Linked DNA regions of Homo sapiens: region 2 is linked to region 1. A link is a contact called in ENCODE Hi-C or POLR2A ChIA-PET data. All regions are on one chromosome and are shown on one strand. The core of a region is the stretch at or near the end of the contact, and the rest is flanking DNA. Distances in the headings are between cores, read along the strand shown. Region 1 holds the start of LINC00163 (long intergenic non-protein coding RNA 163). Region 2 overlaps LOC105372836 (a long non-coding RNA gene).

Region 1 (7,172 bases), core at 2,564-5,063:
CATGGCGTCCCCGGACCATTCTCTGGAGCTGGCAGCCTGGGGCAAGGCACGTGGCCTCTCTGTGCAGCACCTGGCTCTTGTGTAACACGGATGGTGGCAGGCTCTGGGCAGAGGAGGGTGGAGAGGCCTAAGGTGCCCATGCTGGTCTGTACGTCGGACGGTGGGGCCGGCCTGCGCCCCGCAAGCAGGAGCTGAGCCCTGGGCCTGCAGATTCTGTGGTGTGTCGGTGCAGTGCTCAGCATCAGCCGTGACGGTCACACTGGCACTCGCTGTCTGTGTCACGCATTCGCATCCACTGTCAGCGCGTCACAGTGGCGTTCGCGGTGAGGATGGGGCGTTGCCGTTGGCCGGTGTCTCAGCGCACTGGCTGTCGGGCTGGTCCCCCTGGGTTCGCTGCTGGCGTGCTTGTTCTCCGAGCACTCGCCGTTCACGTCCTCTCCGTTCCACACTGGCCTTTGCTATTTTCTCCACGCGGGTCTTATGGATGCTGTCCGAGCTGTGGAGCATCTGCCCTCCTGGCCCTCCTGCAGCTCGGGCTGTGCTCTGGATGAGCGAGGGCAACGTTAGCTGAGCGTGGGGGGCCTTGAGGTCTCTGCTGCACTTTCCCGAAGGCTGAGGTCCCTGGGGACCACTGAGCCGCCCCATGGGCCTTCCACAGCACTGCCGGTGCCAGAGGGCAGAACTCGGACCGACTCTTGCCTCATCTGCCCTCTGTTCCGAGGAGAACCCTTCCGGACTGGGCCACAGGGAGTCCAGCCGAGGTTCGGAGGGTGGTCAGGGGTCTGGCTGCCCCAAGGGGGTGCTTCTCAGAGCTTTGGGAAGACACCGGAGCCCAAGGGTCTGGATGGCCGTGGCTGAGCTGGGTCTGAGAGGCCAAGACCAGGAGGGCATCACATGCACCCGTGTCAGGGCCAGCTGGGATGGGAGACTGAGGCCGGGGCGGGTGTCCGGGTGCCCCCCACAGCTGTGCTGGGGCAAGTCTGGGGACACCACCTCCTCAGCCCTGTCCAGGAGTGTGGACCCCAGGCATCAACTGTCCAGGGGCCTGTCCAGGAGTGTGGACCCCAGGCATCAACTGACCAGAGCCCTGTCCAGGAGTGTGGACCCCAGGCATCAACTGACCAGAGCCCTGTCCAGGAGTGTGGACCCCAGGAATCAACTGTCCGGGGGCCTGTCCAGGAGTGTGGACCCCAGGCATCAACTGTCCAGAGCCCTGTCCAGGAGTGTGGACCCCAGGCATCAACTGTCCAGGGGCCTGGGGCATCCATGGGCCACACGGCAGCGCTGAAAACACAGGGCCCTTGCACCCAGGGCAGACCTCAGCACAGTTGGAGACATCACTCCTGCCCTCCTTGCGCTCGGCCCGAGAGCTAGAGCTTGCTCAGCTCAGCCCCAGGAGGAAGCAGAACCGCAGCCTCCAGAACATTGGGGTGACCCCGTCGCTGAGGGTCCCCTGGCCCAAGGCCAGCGTGTGTCTTCCGGGGGAGGAATGACCTCTGGAGCCGCCATCCCCAGCCTCGGCAGCAGGGGCTCCAGGGTCCGGGAGCCAAAACTCAGCAGCTGCTGGGTGTGCAGGGAAAGTTGTTTAGATAAAATCCAAACAAGCACCTCATATATTACAGGAGGCTGTAAAACAAACTTAGCCTTGTGCTAATATTTTGGTTTGGTTTCCACTATCCACACCTAGAAGAATGTGAGCGCCATCCCAGCCCGGCGGTCAGTAACATTCCAGGAGCTTTGGGGAGCGTCTCCATTGCCAGTCAAGAGCCAGGCGCCACGCACCCCAGTCCGGAGGGACCGCTCAGCCTCGGGCTAAAAAAGGGAGAGAGCGCAAGCAGATGGCGTCCACAGCCGCGTCTCCAGGCCACAGCGGGCACCTGCAGGGCAGCTGGGAATGGGAAGGGCAGAGGCGGCCAGAAGCTCGTGCCCTCACTGATGCCGGCCCTGGCAGTTCTTTCCAAAAATCTTCCCACTCAGCTCCCTGAGTCCCACGGATCAGGCGCCCTTAGCCTGCTGTGCAGGGGGTGGGGGAGACTGAGGCACAGAAGGCCGGGCCCCCCAGGCACCAAGCACGGCCCATGACCCAGAGCCATGGAGTCACCCAGGCCGCACAGCTGGTGAGAGCAGCCCTAGATGAGGCGGAGCCACTGGGTTCAAGGCCAGAGTTCCTGCTGCACCCCCGACCCCTGGTCCCGCCATGGAAGGTGCCAGGAGTCATGTTCCCTGGGCTCCTCTTCCCCCAAAAGCCCCTCCTCATGTATGCATGAGTGTGTGTGTGTGTGTGAGAGTGTGTGTGTGCACGTTTCCCTGCCTGAGCACTGAGCACACCTCCGCACAGGCAACTGCTGCCACCACCTCATGGTCTCCCAGTAGCCACTATGAGGAGGGCAGAGGCCACCGCCTCTAGCCCAGCAGGACGAGGGCCTCGTGACCCGTGGGGGGAGCAGAGCAGGGTCTGTGTGCCTCGTGACCCCTGGGGGGTGGGCAGAGCAGGGTCTGTGTGCCTCGTGACCCCTGGGGGGTGGGCAGAGCAGGGTCTGTGTGCAGGGTTCCTTGCCAGGCACGTGGCCAGCACTGCAGGAGCTGGCATTGTGGTGGCTCGGACGCCCTGACCCCGTGTTGATGTTTTTGGTGCAGCCCTGCCCGCGTGGCCTTAGGGTGACCCATGTGACCACAGCCCATGGCGGGCACAGCACAAGGGAGGCCACTTCCAGGCCTAGGGGGTTAGACTGTGGCTTCTGGCACCTGGAGGAGACTTGGCAGCCTGGGGGTGCCACATGGTCAGGGGCTGAGGCCTCCCCACAGCCCCGTGAGCCCCGTCCTGGACAAGGGGCTGCCCGTGGCTGCCACCTGAGCCACAGCCACCAGCCATGCTGCCCCTGAAACGGGGGAGCTAACACGTGGAGGCATTTTTAAGCTGCTACGTTTTGGGGTATTTGCTACACGGCTATAGATGTCTGATACGCTGTGGGGTATGCCCTGAATGTGGGGTCTGGTTGGCCCTAGGCTAGCATCAAGCTTTGGGCAGCCAGGGCCCCAAAGCCCCCACTCCTGCCCACTGTGGCCACGCGCCTGCAGGACCAGTCCCGCCGCTGTGTGGGCCTCGCCTCTGGACACAGGCCCCAGGACCCCCGAACTGAGGCTGGCCTGGCTCCACGTCCTCCCGCCCACTCCCGTTCAGCGCTGCCAGGCACCGTACCCTCTGCTGCCCACCAGGACCCGGCTCCTGGCAGGCCTGAGCCTCCTCCCCATCTCCCTTCACCCTCCCTGAGCACCCCCCGGGCCCATGGGCCCAGCCTGCTGAGGGTGACTTCTTCACACCCAGGCTCTTGGCCCAGCCTCCTCACCCCTGTCCCTGGGACTTCCTCCTGGCCACACCATCCTTCCAGCAGTGCTCCCAACACACATGGCCATCCCTGGGGAGTCTTCCAGGCAGCCCTACCCACCATCTCCACCCACCTCCTTCCCACCTGCTCACCACGAGGTCCTGTTCCCAGCATACGGCCCTGCTGCTGGCTGGGGAGGAGATCTGACCCCTCCTGGGCCACTGTCAGCATCCCCGGGACACAGTGCTGCCGGCCTCCCTTTGGAGTCCAACCCTGTCCTGTCCCCACCTGCCCCGTCCTCCTACCTGTGCTGGTTCTGGTGAGCCTGTCAGGTGACACACCCTGGCTGTCTCCTCCATGGGGCACCCAGTGAAGCCGAGGGAGGACCCTGGGGCTGGGACTCAGTTTCCCCTCCTAGGGGCCACGAACTGGTCTGGATGCCACAGGCTGCTGAGGGAGGACAGGTCGAGGGCACCATCGAGGGTGAGTCTTGGTCGGCTGGCAGAGGGCTGGCCCAGGGAGCCCCGTCCCTCCCTGAGGGCCCCGCCTGCTCAGTACTGTGGCCCGTGGCCCGGGTTTGGCCTGTCCATCAGATCCAGCCCTTCGGCACCGGTGTCCCCAGGGCCCTGGGCTGTGAGGGGGTGTGGAGGGGAAGGAAGGACATCTGGGGGCGGCTGTCACACATGGGAGCATCGCTGACGGAGAAGTTTTCCTATAAATGCAGCTGTGTTCATGGATGTTCCAAATGGAACTGCCAGCTGGCTTTTGGTTTATGAGACTTTATTAAAGATTACATTTCTGTTTAGTTATTTATTAGGTGTTTAGCCAATATTTCTAAATAGAGGACATGATGCTGAGACTGGGGCTACATGGCCATGGTTGTGTGAGTGTGCGTGTGTGTGTGTTGTGTGTGTGTGTGTGCACGTATAAGTGCATGTGTGAGCATGTGTGCATGCGTGAGCGTGTCTGCATGAAACAGAGCTTTCTTGTTCTTGAACTTCTGGGGCCCGAGGCGTCCGAATGCTCGAGGAACGATGATCTGCAAAGCAGGATTCCGCAGCAAGTTGGTGCCCGCGGAAGCTGAGCATCAATTTGCTCTTAGGGAATTTTCCATGTTCTTCCATCTCCCCGTTTAGGTGCCAGGTCCCGGCCTGCAGGGTGGGGCTATCGGGCCTCTGCCACCTGCTTCGTGGTGAGACTCCTGGGCGCCCACAGCCTCCGCCTGGCAGGCCAGCCCAACAGAGCCTGTTTCATCAGATGGTGTTTCCAGGAGCCAAATAACAAACACACTTTCTGGAAACAGCCAGGAGGAGCAGCCGTCTCCCAAGAGGGGAAGGAAAACAAGAGGCCGCTGCGGCTCCACTCCCCATGACCGCCTGGACCTGCAGCAGGCTGGTGCAAAGGCCCTGGAGCAGTGGCCACTGCTGTCTGCACACCAGGGCCCAGCCCATGGCCAGACCTGGGGCCGGTGGGTGTGGACTGGAGCCTGGGGCTCTGCCAGCCCCTCCTCTGGTGCCAGGCTGGTCTCCCGAGGCCCAGAGGAGGTAAAAACAGAGTCTTTAATGACACCAGGAGCCATTGGCCTTCAACCACTGCCTCCACAGTCTGGGCACCCCAGCCAGCAGCTTGAGGGCCTGGCCCAGGCAGAGGCTGGGGCAATGTGGGATGCTGTGAGGGCTGCAGGCTCTGGTGGGGGCGAAGCTGCCACCTGCTCAGAGGCCATGGCCTCCGCCTCGGGCACCTGCTCCCAGAACCGCCGGCTGCAGGGGAACCTGCCTCCATCACCCCTCAAGCCCGGGCCCTGATGCAGGGTGAGGGGGGAAGCCTCCCAGAGGAAGATGCAGGCTTGCAGGCAGCTGGAGGTCGTGGCCTGAGCTCTGCTGAGACTCGCGTACGACATTGTGTAGAAAATCTGCTTTTTAAACTCAGCCTGCTGCAGAGATGAAAGGAGGCTCTGTGCCTGCGGCGCTTTGCCGCCCATTGGAGTTGGGTGTTGGCTTTGCATGGGACCAGTGATTCTGGCAAGCTTGGCCTGTCGGCCGGGTCTGCAGCCCTTGCCGGCTAGGGCAAGGTGTGGAACGGGAGCCAAAGACAGGGTCCCAGCCCACCCCCTACAGGGGACCCATGTTGGGAAAGACAGGGTCCCACCCACCCCCCACAGGGGACCCATGTTGGGAAAGACACGCGGGGGCTCGGGACGGGTTCTGCAAAACTTGCGGGGGCGGCCACATGGGGTTCCCAGTATGTGTGACCTGGGGACGCAGCGGCAAGGCAGCTGGCACCATGGGCAGGTAGGTGCAGAGCCAGTGAGGTGCCCAGCAGCAGCCCCGCCTGAGCCTCCAGGCCCACCTGCCTCCTTTCCCAGCCTCAGTGGGGAAGGAGGAGACTTTCAGGCCCCTAGAGTCTGACCAAGGCCCCAGCTCCAGTGCAGGACCCGTTGGCCAAGATGCAGGGGAGAGAAAGGGCCCCCCTCTGAGGTCCTCGGGAGGCTGGGGAGGACCTCTGGGGGCCGCTCAGTGGTGAGGTCTGTTCCGCCTGCCCCTGCCTGCCCCCCTCACTGAACAAGGGCATCCAAGGGCACATCAAAAAGATCCCAGAGTGGCTCTGGGTGGAAGCAAGAAACAGACCCCAAGAGGGGGCTTCACTGCCTCCACCTGGCCTGCTCCAGAAGCCGCTGGCCGTGGGTCTGAGTGCCCGTGGGCAGGCTGGCGGCTGCTGGCCTCTCAACCTCCAGCCACCAGACGGCAGTTGACACAGCCTCCTCCAGGTCCCTGGGCTCCTTTCAGCTCTGTAACCTGGGAAAGAGCTCACAGGGCACGAGCTCAGCCCTGTCGCCTCCAGGAGTCTCACCCTGTATTGTTTGTCTGCATCTTCAGCTTTGCGGGTGCCCTGAGGATGAGGTGCTGCTGCTGGGTGTTTTTTAAAGTGCCTTGGAGAAGGCGGAGTAGCTGGTGCCAGGCCAGGCATCTCCAGCCCTGAGCGGGAGGATCCCTTCCAGCCATGGTCCAGGAGCCCGGGGCTGGGGCTGGTCTGGGGGCTCTGGGGCCATCTGCACCCTGGGGACTGCTCTGGAGGATGCCCTGGTCCCCTGTTCCCTGTGGCAGGAGGAAGGGGCTGTGGGGTGAGCCTCCAGCCCTCCCTGGGTGAGCAGATGACCCCATGTGGGAGAGGCCAGGCCCTGGTGTTTGCACGGCCTGGTCAAGGCCACCCTGGCTGGGCAGGTGCAGGTGCATCTGGAGGCTGTCGTGAGACTCCCTGCCCAGGACTGGACACAGGCTAGACATGCTGCCCTCGCAGACACAGCTCCCTGGGAGCCTCATGCCGCTGGGAGGAAGATGGGGTGGGTGCCATGGGAGGAAGATGGGATGGGTGCCATGGAAGATGGGTATCCTGGGAGGATAGTGGGTGCCCCTGGAGGAAGGCGGGTGCCCCCAGAGGAAGGTGGGTGCCCCAGGAGAAAAGTAGGTGCCTGGGAAGAAGGTGGGTGCCCTGAGAGGAAGGCACCTGGGTATCCCTGGAGGAAAGCGGGTCCCCGTGGAGGAAGGTGGGCACGCTGGGGAGGAAGGTGGGTACCCCGGGGAGGAAGGTGGGTACCCCGGGAACTGTGGTGCTCCAGGAGGAGGGTGAGTGCCCCGGGAACTGTGGTGCTCCGGGAGGAGGGTGGGTGCCAAGGGTCAGAGTTGCTCAGAGCTGTGATTTGCTCAGCCCTGAGCAGCTGGGAACGGGGGTGCTCGGCCCAATGCCAGCTCTGTTCCTGCCCTCTGAGATGGGGCCCTGAGTCCTGTTTCTGCTGCTGGGCTGCGCAGGGTGGCAGGGCGGGGGCCAGGCTGAGGCCTCAAGGCCACC
Region 2 (6,397 bases), core at 3,835-6,334, 57 kb after region 1:
TCAGCACTAAAAAGAAATGAGCTCTCAAGCCATGTGTCTTATTCTGTTCAGGCTGCTATAACAAAACAAAATAAACCGGATAGCTTATAAACAACCAAACTCTACTTCTCACAGTTCCAGAGGTTGGGAAGTCCAAGACCAAGGTCCTGGAAGATTTGGTGTCTGTCCAGGGCCCAACTCTTGGTTGGTAGACAGGACCTTCTTGCTGTGTCCTGACATAGTGGGAGAAGCAAGGCAGCTCTCTGGGCTGGCTTTTGTAAGCGCACTGCTTTCATGCATGAGGGCGTAGTCCTCATGATCTCATCACCTCTCCAAAGACCCCACCTCCTAATACTACCACCTCAGGGGTTAGGATTTCAACATATGAATTTTGGGAGCACACAAACTTTCAGTCCCTAGCACCATGAAAAGACACAGAAAAACCTGAAATGCATATTACTAAGTAAAAGAAGCCAATCAGAAAAGGCTTCATACCATGTGATTCCAACTATATGATATTCTGGAAAAGGCAAAATGATGGAAACAATAGAAAGATCAGTGGTTTCCAGGGGCTGAGGGGAGGGAGGGATGAACAGGAAGAGCATAGAGGGTCTTTAGGGCTGTGAAACTCTTCTGTGTGATACTATAATTGTGGGTCCATGCCACTGCACATCTGTCAAAATGTATGAAATATACAACACCAAGAGTGAACCTTAATGTAAACTGTGCCCTCTGGGTGATAGTGACATGTCAACATAGGCTCATCAGTTGCAACAAACGTCCCCCTCTGCAGGGGGTGTTGGTAGTGGGGAAGGCTACATGTGTGGGGTCAGGGAGTGCATGGGAACTCTGTACCTTCTGCTCAATTTTGCTGCAAAACCAAAACTGCTCTAAAAAATCTATTTTCAAAATTGTACAGCTAAGATTTGTGCATGTCAATGTATATAAATCTGCATAAAAGACAAAGTAATAATTGAGTGAGGGGTGAGGAGTAAGTAAAGGCATAGATTATGCAACAGTGCCTGGGCATGGTGGCTCACACTTGTAATCCCAGCATGTTGGGGGGCTGAGGCGGCAGGCTGCCTGAGGTCAGGAGTTCAAGAACAGCCTGGCCAACATGGTGGAACCCTTTCTCTACTAAAAACACAAAAATTAGCCAGGTGTGGTGACGTGTGCCTGTAATCCCAGCTACTCGGGAGGCTGAGGCAGGAGAATTACTTGAATCCGGGAGGCAGAGGTTGTGGTGAGCCAAGATCCTGCCACTGCACTCCAGCCTGGGTGATACAGGAGACTCTATCTCAAAAACAAACAAACAAAAAAATGCAAGAGTGGAGGAATGTGACTAAGCATGGTGGCTGGGCGGTGGATACATGCAAGTGTCATGTGTATTTCTGTGTACTCGTATATTTTGATATCTTTCATAACAAAGACCTTTCTTTATAAAAGCAATTGAAGAGAAAATGCTCAAAAGGGAAGACCATCAAAAGAGATTAAATATGTGCATGACTGAATATCATGTCAGTTGTAAAGAGAAAAGCCAGTCTGGCTCAGATTTCTTTACAATGACAATGGTACTAGAGGGTCGTGGAGCATCCTAGGAGATCCTTAGTGAAAGACAGTGTGAACACCAGTATTATAACCAGCTAAACTGTCACAGACATGGAAGGCAACTGACAAACATTTCAGACATGCAAAACTCAGTGACATTATTCCTATGGGATAGAGGATAAACTGTAGCCAACTAAGAAATGAATTTTAAAACATTATTGGAAGCACTAGCAGTAAGTTTTGAATCTAACTATAGGACTAAGGCTAGAATAAATGTGTCTGGAAGAATTTATAAGAATGTAAAGTGATAAATTTCTGAGCATAGAGAAATCATAAAGCTAACCACGGTTTGGAGTGAAAGGCAGAAAGTAGGTGGGGAGAAGCTGGGTGCGGTGGCTCACGCCTGTAATCCCAGCACTTTGGGAGGCTGAGGCGAGCAGATTACCTGAGGTCAGGAGTTCAAGACCAGCCTGGCCAACGTGGCGAAACCACAGCTCTATTAAAAAGTACAAAAATTAGCTGGGCGTGGTGGTGGGCACCTGTAATCCCAGCTACTCAGGAGGCTGAGGCAGGAGAATCGCTTGAACCCAGGAGGCAGAGGTTGCAGTGAGCTGAGACCGTGCTACTGCGCTCCAGCCTGGGGAACGAGGGCAAAACTCCATCTCAAAAGGAAAGAAAGTAGGTGGGGAGGAAAAGGGTGCTGACTTCCTCATCTTTACAGCCAGGGCTAAGAGATATTATTTAAAATTGGTGAAGCAAGTTAACTTCACAGTGACAGGTAAGAACTAAGAAGGGTGAGGGTGACTGAGGAGCGGCGGAGGCTGGGTTCCCATATCACTCCCCCAGCTCCGCTCACGATGGGGCTCAGTAAATAGGAGAATAAAACAGCATCAAACTCAGAAAACGATCGTTTAAATTTTGTAACCAAAATAAACATATCCAAAGTTGTTCTCAAAATAGTAGGTATTTGTTTTACACAAAACGTGATGACAGTAAGAAATATTGCCAGTATAGACATCATCCCTTCCAGGCTGGTCTTTTTAATTTTGTATCCAAAAGCTACAGTGGTAAGACAGGGTAGCCAGAAACCATAGCAAAAAGCCACTTCCATTTAGTGATTGCATAATCATATTATCAGAAGAGCTCAGTAAAATAGAATTTTAGAGTTGCTTTTATGTCTTCGTTAAAAATGTTTCTTAGGCCAATGTGAGGTTGAGTGGTCAACTTAAGATTTTTCTGTGGAATACATTTCAACATTTTTTAAGTCCTAAGTCTGAGAAACTGGCTGTCTGCTACACGAAAACCAAGATGCGATGTTCTCAGATCTGGTTGTGGTCTCCAGGCACTCCACTATCTAAAGAAAGTAACCCCCTAAAATATCCCATCTCTAGACCATATATTCATTTGCTGAGAAGTCATTTGCAAGGGAATTTCCATATTCAATAGCCGCAGTTTAAAAACTTATTTGGGGTTTTCCATACTAAACATATATTGGGTGAAAAGTATTATCAACTAATAAAGTAATTATCATGCTTGCAAGCTAAATTTACCACCTTCTGATTAGGATTTCGCATCTAATGTCCTTCAAAGCAACTCAGATGAGGGGGATGCTTTCTTCTTCCTTCGAATCCTCTCCAGTTCTAGATGTTAAGGACCATGAGGCAGATGGTTCCCCTACCTCGCCCCCATCCAGTCCGTTTCTAGGAAGTATCATGACCAACTGGGCAGGATTTGGACACGTTCTGCAGAGAATGCCAGACACCAGCCCATCTGGTGAACATTAGTCTGCAGACTTCTTGGTCAAGGTAATGTTCGCATTGTTTGGGCACAAAATGAAAACACAGCATTTGATTTCACAAGAACTTAGAAAAATAAGCATGGTCAGAGCAAGTTGTACGAGGATCAAAACATTTAAAAAATAGAAAAAACACATTGGAAGAAAAAGAGGAAATTTTGTTTAAAAAAATTAAAAGCCATTCAAAGATACACCATGTCGGCTACAAAAGATCTCTTTGGAAAATAAATCTTTAATTCAACTTTTTTTTTTTACATTATTTACATTAATTTTGGTTGAAAAGAACCACGTAGATCAATACTTTTCAGTCATTTGTGAGTCTAAAGTTATGTTTCTCTGTATGCTCATAAAATAATTATACTACCTACATTTGTCATTGAAAGAAAAGATGGTTGATAAATGCCAGATTTGTGGGTCTCAGAATTTCCTTGTTTCCAGATTTCTAAGGCAGTTAAAGTGACCTGCTGTGTCCATAGGAGAGCACCTCTCGTGAATGTATGCCTTATGTCTTTGCCAAATTCAACCTTTTCTTACTCATTTTTATTCTAGGAAACATTCTCAAGTGTCAAAATAGTCAACTGTTAACTATGAACACAGGTCGATGCTGCTCTCTGCTTTCGACACGTGTCCCTTCTCTTGTTCCTGGGCACGCCTTGATCCATCCAGGCTCTGCTGCAGCTGGGTGGGCCCTGGCTGGGCTCCAGCCAGTGGACCGTGAGCAGGAGGAATGCTCCCCCTGCTTCCAGAGAGGCTCACAGCCTCTCCCCGCCTGGGCCAGGGAGCAGCCCCGGTGACCTCAAATTCACCTGTGAAGGAAGATGGCGAAGGCTCCCTCAGCCTGGGCCCCTTGGTGCCACATGGGGAGAGACTCCCCCCACCCAAACCTCCCATGTCCCAAGCTCCGCTTCACCACCCAGGCCCTGCTTGTCCTGCTCTCACCAAAAATGAACACACTTCTCTTACACTTGGGCCGTGACACATGTTCGTATCTATCTGTCATAACGGTGGCCTCCCTAAACCACTCAGTAAGTTACAGGACTTCCTTTCATTCCTGTATCCTGAAATTTCACTAACATTTCTGCCTTTTCTGTTCACCTCATGATACTCACTTCTGTTTTGTAACCAGAACTACTTTAGAAAGGCCCTTCCCAGACGCGGAATTCTTGTATGGTTTTTGTTCCCAACACCATGTCATTCGAGTTGTTTTCGCAGCAGCGATGGATTTATGTGGCTTTGCTAAGCCTCAGCTCATACTTGCCATGTTTTGTATCCATCTTGGGATCTGGACAAGAATCTGGAAAGGGGGCGTCTGTGCCAGAGTTCCCATCTGACCTACTGCTGTGGTTCCAGAACATTCCGTCCCCAGGATGTCCCAGCCCATGGCAGGTGCTCAGCGGGGGCTTGTGTGACCAGCTCAGACTCCAGTTCGATGTACTCAGAGGCTCCTCCAGTGCAGGAGCTGGCGAGGCCCCCTCCTCAGGGACATTCTGCTTTGCTCTTCAGCAGAGCTCGGCAGGGGACGGGGCGGGAGCCAGGCTGCAGACCCAGCTCCCAGTGGGCAGAGGTCGAGGAAATGGCACACAGACTGCTCACACTGTTTTACACTTTGCTATAGGTTACTCATATTCATTGTAGAAAAATATAAACAAGAAAAATAAGCAAAAAGAAGAAAAAGCCCCTCGTAGAAACATCACACAGGTGATGACTCATGCCTGTACCTACGTGGACAGACCAAACTACGCACGCACGTTGTGCTGTGCACATCTGACCCCGTGACACGCGAGGCACTGTGCACGTTTTTTTCATGTAACAATTATATCATTAGCAGTTCTTAAGGTCAGGAAGTGAAGAGCTGGATCATTTTAATACTGCGTAGAATGCCATGGTTTGAATAAACACGTCATTGAGTAATACTGTAGTGTTGGCCATTTAGGTTGTCCAGATCTCAGCTATTATAAAAAGGCTGTGAATCTATCTGGGGGCGTATCCCTTATTATCTCCACAGGATAAATTTTAAGACATTGCACACATTTTTAAGATTTCTGACAGGCATCGTCAGGGCATCCTGCGGGAGTGAGTGACCGGCCCCACGTCCTCCAGCGTCCCCCACCCCGGGCATAGCTTTCTTTTTAGTATTTGCTAATCCAATAATGAAACATGGCATCTTGTTATCTTTTTAAATTTGCAGTTTTATTTGTGATGTTAATCTCTGGCTCTTGAACCAGTCAAGGTGTTAACCCTTTGTGCGCTGCATATGCCTTTGGTTTGTAGCTTGCTTGTTGTTACTGTTTTGTTTCTGTTGGTTTTTCTTCTTGTTCTGATTCCTTCCTGTACCCTCAGGAATGACGTGAGGGTACCTGGGACTCTGACTGTGACATGCTTTCCACACGCATCTCTGTAAACATTGGGTCCTTACTCTGGACATTGTGTGAGATGAAGCCCCCACGGTAGGGCCGGAGGGAGCACGAGAGCGATCGTCAGAAGCCAAGCCGACTTGGGGGAGACCAGCTACCCTCTGCATGTGAGGGGCAGTGGGCCTGTGGCTCGAGTGTGCCTGCTGGTGCAGCAGGGACAGGCTGGAACCACCAGTGTGGCCCCCGACCGCTGCGTGGCCATGGGAGGGGCACCACCTCTTGGCTCACAGACCTGCTCGCCCATGAGTGCAGCTGTGACCGTGCCAGCCTCCTGGGGTTGCTGAGGATCAAATGAGAACATGCAGGTAGAGTGCTTACAGCAGCGCCTGGCATGCAGTGAGCCCAATTCAAATGCTTCTGTGGTAGAATTTGATCTTAATTTTATAAAGCCCTCTGGTTGTTTCATTACCTACAATCACAGGTTAATAGTTTATAAGTGCTTCTTAAAATTTTCCAAGTCATGGGGTCCAAACAGGCCACACTAGACACAGCTGGCACCTGAGAGCGTCCCTGGGGTTTATGTTCTGAGAAGCCGCTGCTCCCAGGCGAGGCCTGCACCGGGGATTGTGAGTGGAACAGGAGCCGGGCATTCAGAGAGGCCCTGAGGACTTGGCCACCACCAGCCGTGGCAGGAAATGGTTGGCAAGGACAGTGTCCTAAG

What was found. A loop is a pair of places that touch in the nucleus more often than their neighbours do. ChIA-PET counts read pairs that join two places held with the same protein, here RNA polymerase II (POLR2A). Pooled maps may share reads with other maps.
Region 2: a loop to region 1 is called in a map of prostate gland, with 5 times the contacts of the local background. The contact joins the enhancer-like site here to the promoter of LINC00163 in region 1. A Hi-C loop is called at or near these places in 1 of 168 maps with a recorded cell type or tissue (prostate gland) and 1 of 50 pooled maps. POLR2A ChIA-PET finds 5 or more read pairs at or near these places in 4 of 52 experiments (AG04450, H1, K562 and 1 more).

What each region holds. Positions count from the first base shown.
Region 1 is chr21:44,990,273-44,997,444 of GRCh38, forward strand. LINC00163 (long intergenic non-protein coding RNA 163) reads right to left here and starts at 3,814. Exons shown (of 2, transcript NR_033840.1): 1 at 3,632-3,814; 2 at 1-1,563. It overlaps LINC00165 (long intergenic non-protein coding RNA 165), which reads right to left and starts at 4,930. Exons shown (of 1, transcript NR_170266.1): 1 at 4,090-4,930.
Region 2 is chr21:45,045,872-45,052,268 of GRCh38, forward strand. LOC105372836 (a long non-coding RNA gene) reads right to left here. Exons shown (of 5, transcript XR_937796.3): 5 at 3,535-6,397. Among named protein-coding and RNA genes, the nearest start is that of ADARB1, 26 kb to the right of the region's middle. RefSeq lists enhancers at 4,214-5,413, 5,349-5,982, 5,983-6,397. Within about 2 kb of position 5,085, at least 8 of the 41 ENCODE cell types and tissues checked have a DNase peak (open chromatin) inside an H3K27ac peak, as active enhancers do.